2 separate regions of the Homo sapiens genome follow, and region 2 is linked to region 1. Evidence: chromatin loops called from intact Hi-C (ENCODE). Cell type or tissue: tibial artery. All regions are shown on one strand. Region 1 overlaps ECE1 (endothelin converting enzyme 1). Region 2 has its middle 72 kb from the start of NBPF3.

Evidence for each region. Peaks named below come from ENCODE experiments on the same cell type or tissue, not always from the same donor. Only the 100,000 strongest peaks of a DNase experiment are listed, where the experiment ranks them.
Region 2: it touches region 1 in a loop (8-fold over the local background); 104 of 110 quality-filtered maps call a loop at or near these places.

Annotation. Positions count from the first base shown.
Region 1 is chr1:21,230,714-21,233,213 of GRCh38, forward strand. All of the region lies in intron 14 of ECE1 (endothelin converting enzyme 1), which reads right to left. Among named protein-coding and RNA genes, the nearest start is that of EIF4G3, 55 kb to the left of the region's middle. In tibial artery, a CTCF peak has its summit at 1,444 (motif pointing right); no DNase peak of the experiment used is centred here.
Region 2 is chr1:21,367,332-21,369,831 of GRCh38, forward strand. No RefSeq gene overlaps it. Among named protein-coding and RNA genes, the nearest start is that of NBPF3, 72 kb to the right of the region's middle. In tibial artery, a CTCF peak has its summit at 1,345 (motif pointing left); a DNase peak (open chromatin) is centred at 1,328.

The sequences.
Region 1 (2,500 bases):
ATATGGTAACAGATTGACTGCAGAATCAGATATGAGAATCCAGTTGTCTTTGATTAAGCCAGACATAAAGAAATTTGCAAAAAGTAAAACGATACCTCTCTTCTCATTAATTTTTTGAAAATAGTTATTTTCCATAAAATTTAAAAAAAATCAGGGCCAGTGCAGTGGCAATGGCACCATCTTGGATCACCCGCAACGTCTGCTTCCCGGGTTCAAGCGATTCTCCTGCCTCAGCCTCCTGAGTAACTGGGATTACAGGCATGTGCCACCATGCCTGGCTAATTTTGTATGTTTAGTAGAGATGGGGTTTCTCCATGTTGGTCAGGCTGGTCTTGAACTCCCGACCTCAGGTGATCCACCCGCCTTGGCCTCCCAAAGTGCTGGGATTACAGACGTGAGCCACCGCGCCCAGCAATAATTTTTTTGAGTGTAGAAGGATCCCAAGACCAAAAAAGGTTTTGAAAGTAATGGTATATAGTCATGAGGTATTTGGCATTTCAATGACTTCTCTGGTACAGAGGGGAAGGGTGAGTGAGGAGTGCAGTGAGATGGGTACCACATTTCCTCTAAGAGCCTAGACAGTCACTCTGCCTCCTCCAGGTGAGCCCCACAGCCATGGGAACATACTGAGAACTTTATTTATTTTGAGATGGAGTCTCACTCTGTTGCCTAGGCTGGAGTGCAGTGGTGCAATCTCTGTTCACTGCAACCTCTGCCTCCCGGGTTCAAGCGATTCTCCTGCCTCAGGCTCCCAAGTAGCTGGGATTACAGGTGTCTACCACCATGCGTGGCTAATTTTTGTATATTTAGTAGAGACGGGATTTCACCATGTTGGCCAGATTGGTCTTGAACTCCTGACCTCAAGTGATCTACCCGCCTTGGCCTCCCAAAGTACTGGGATTACCGGTGTGAGCCCCCGTACCTGGCCAAGAACTCTATTTATGTATTTATTTATTTTAGAGACAGGGTCTTGCTCTGTAGCCCAGGCTGGAGTGCAGTGGTACAACTGTAGCTCACCGCAACCTCAACCTCCTGGGCTCAAGCGCATGCTACCACGTCCAGCTAATTTTTTAAATTTTTTGTAGAGATGGGGTTTCACCATGTTGCCCAGGCTGGTCTCAAACTTCTGAGCTCAAGAGATCCTCCCACCTTGGCCTCTCAAAGCGTTCGAATTACAGGCGTGGGCCGCTGTACCTGGCCATATGGAGGAATTTAAAACATCATATTTATATTCAAATAATCACAAATACTTCAATGGGTAGGCAAGGAAATTTAAATAAAAACATTCAAGCTAAGTTAAAATACTTCAGATAAACTGGCAACAGAGCCTATGCCATGTTCTGAAGGTAAAAGCCCACCTTCTTGTACATAGCGGGGTGTCCTGGTTGGAGGCTGGAAATGAAGGAAATAGAGATGTTTGAACCCCTATAGTCCACCAGGGGGCACCAGAGGCAAAGAGAAGTTGATTGCACCCTTCCCTAAGATTTATCCCAAATGTTTGCACTGAGGAATGGAAGGACCTTGGACTGAAGACTGGAACTGGGCTGACTACATCTAATTTTTTTGAGGAGACAGTTTTTTTTTTTCTTTCTTTCTTTTTTTTCAGGCAGGGTCTCGCTCTGTTGCCCAGGCTGGAGTACAGTGGCATGATCTTGACTCACTGCAGCTTCGACCTCCTGGGCTCTAGTGATCCTCCCACCTCTGCCTCCCCAGTAGCTGGGACTACAGGTTCGTGCCACCACGTCCAGCTAATTTTAAAAATTTTTTGTAGAGACCACATCTCCCTATGTCGCCCAACCTGGTCTTGAAGTCTTAGGCTCAAGCGATCTGCCCACCTCAGCCTGCAAAGTGCTGGGATTGCAGGCCTGAGCTACTGTGATTGACCTGAGGAGACAGTAATAAAAAGGACAAAGACCAGGTCTCATTCTAGGTTATCCTGATTTAAGGTCAGGAAGCTGTATTTTTTTTTTTTTTTTGAGATGGAGTCTTGCTCTGTCACCCAGACTGGAGTGCAGTGGCACGATCTCGGCTCACTGCAACCTCCGCCTCCCGGGTTCAAGCAATTCTCGTGCCTCAGCTACTCACTCCTGAGTAGCTGGGACTACAGGTGTGCGCCACCACACCCGGTTAATTTTTGTATTTTTAGTAGAGACAGGGTTTTGCCATGTTGACCATGGCTGGTCTCAAACTCCTGGGTTCAGGTGATCCACCTGTCTTGCCCTCCCAAAGTGCTGGGATTACAGGCGTGAGCCACCACGCCCGGCCAGGAAGCTGTATCTTTGAAAAAGTTCCCCAGAGGACTCTGATGTGCAGTGAGCTTTGGGAAGCACAGCTGTCAAGCCCATCCAGAACCTTCCCCAGGCCTCTGTGGGCTCCCTGTCCTGAGATCCCACCATTCGTGGTAGTGAGGAACAATGGGAAAGCTGCTCTTGCTGGGGCCTCCTTGGGGTCTGGCGCTCCCCAGAGGTCCTCACATTTGACTGCCATGAGGACCCCAGAA
Region 2 (2,500 bases), 140 kb after region 1:
TTATTCATAATAGCCTAACGTGGAAACAACCCAAATGTCCATCCGCTGATTAATGGAGAAACAAGATGTGGTCTATCCACACATTAGAATATTATTCAACCATAAAAAGGAGTGAAATACATATACATGCTACAACATGGATGAACCTGGAAAACATACTAAGTGAAAGAAACCAGTCACAAAAGTTTACATTTTGCATTATCCTATTTATACGAAATGTCAAGAATAGGCAAATCTATACAGACAGAAAGGAGAGGAGTACCTGCCTAGGCCTGGGAGTGACTGCCAATGGGTACGAGGTTTCTTTTGGGGTAAAAATGTCCTGAAATTGGGTTACAGTAATGGTTGTATAAATCTCTCTACATACTAGAAATCATTGTATTAGGCCGGGCGCAGTGGCTCACGCCTGTAATCCCAGCACTTTGGGAGGCTGAGCTGGGTGGATCACAAGGTCAGGAGATCGACACCATCCTGGCTAACACGGCGAAACCCCGTCTCTACTGAAAATACAAAAAAAAATTTGCCGGGCGCGGTAGCGGGCGCCTGTAGTCCCAGCTACTCGGGAGGCTGAGGCAGGAGAATGGCGTGTACCCGGGAGGCGGAGCTTGCAGTGAACCGAGATCGTGCCACTGCACTCCAGCCTGGGCGACAGAGCGAGACTCTGTCTCAAAAAAGAAAAAAAAAAAAAAAAGAAATCATTGTATTGTACATTCTAAATGAGTGAACTTTTATGACATATACATTATATCTCAACAAAGCCTTTTAAAAAGTTTATTGAATGGGCTGGGCGCAGTGGCTCACACCTGTAATCCTAGCACTTTGGGAAGCTGAGAGCTGGGCGGATCACCTGAAGTCGGGAATTCGAGACCAGCCTGGCCAATATGGCGAAACCCCAGCTCTACTAAAAATACAAAACTTAGCCGGGTGTGGTGGTGCGTGCCTGTAATCCTAGCTACTTGGGAATCTGAAGCAGGGGAATTGCGTGACCCCTGGAGACGGAGGTGGCAGTGAGCTGAGGTCGCGCTGCTGCACTCCAGCCTGGGCAACAGAGCAAGACTCCATCTCAAAAAAAAAAAAAGTTTATTGAATGAACGAGGAGAAGATAAAGTGGAAGGAAGATAAGGAGGGAAAACAGTTGAGAAACTGCCCTAGGTCTGGACAGAGCTGATTCCCTAAGACACCCCCGCTGGGAAGCCTGGTTCACCCTTTAGTCCCCTCCCTTCCTTCCTTTCTTCCTTTCTCCTCCCCTCTCCTTTCCCACGGTCTGTGATTCTGGTGGAAACTCTGGCCCAAGCTGGGCTGGCAGGAGGAGCCACCTGCCACGGTGCACGGCTGTCCCCTGGTGGCGATCTAAAGTGAAGACTTGGGAATGTGGTCAAGGTGGGAGGCCTGGGAATGGGGATTATTAGAGAGCTAGGGAAACCCTGGTGAATGAAGGGTGAAGGAGCAGAAGAAACTTCCAGAAGCCTGGAGACAGGGGAACGCCAGGGATGGAGCCCTGTGACACTTTGCTAAGCTTCTGAGGTTGATACTGGGATTCTGATTATTACTGTGCCGGTCTCCACGTCTGTTTCCTGTCTCCTCCGGCAGTGATGTGGGCACCAGGAGGGAAGGGGTGTGTCTGCTGATGCATGCTGCCTCCCCAGCACCTAGCACAGTGCTTGGCACTGAGTAGGTGCTCACTAAAAATATGTGGACTGCAGTTGGTTATAGTAGGAGGAACAGAGAGAGAAGCCTGGGCTTGAAGCCAGTGTTCATCCTGTCAATCCAGTGACTTGGATAAGTCCTGTGACCCTGGTGAGCCTGAATTGGCTCACTTACCTGTGTTGTGGGGAGAATAACCCTTCTCTCTCAGAGTCATAGTGAATTTAAATGATCACATTTGCATATAGCTTCAGGCTCATCCTAGGAGCTCCTGGCAGCCAGGAATGGTAAAGAGGCACCACATCCTACACCTGGGTCTGCAGGCCCATAGAGGGGACCCAGCAACTTCACTGACTTGCTGGGGGATGTCAGCCAAGTCCCTTTACATTCTAGGACTCTGTTAGCTCCCTTTTAAAATAAGGAGAATAAGGCCAGGCATGGTGGCTCATGCCTGTAATCCCAGCACTTTGGGAGGCCAAGGCAGGCAGATCACTTGAGGTCAGGAGTTCGAATCCAGCCTGGCCAACATGGTGAAACTCTGTCTCTACTAAAAATACAAAAATTAGCCGGGTGTGGTGGCACGTACCTGTAGTCCCAGCTATTTGGGAGCCTGAGGCAGGAGAATCACTTGAACCCGGGAGGCAGAGGTTGCAGTGAGCAGAGATCACGCCACTGCACTCCAGCCTGGGCGATAGAACAAGACTCCATCTCCAAAAAAACACAAAGTAAAAAAGAAATATGCGTAAGAGTTTTGCATACTTTGTTGGCACTGTGAGGTCTCCTCTGAGAGTTGGGGAGGCCATACAGGCTGTATTTGTGGGAGGAGCATTGAGGGTGTGGAGTGAATGGCAAAGGT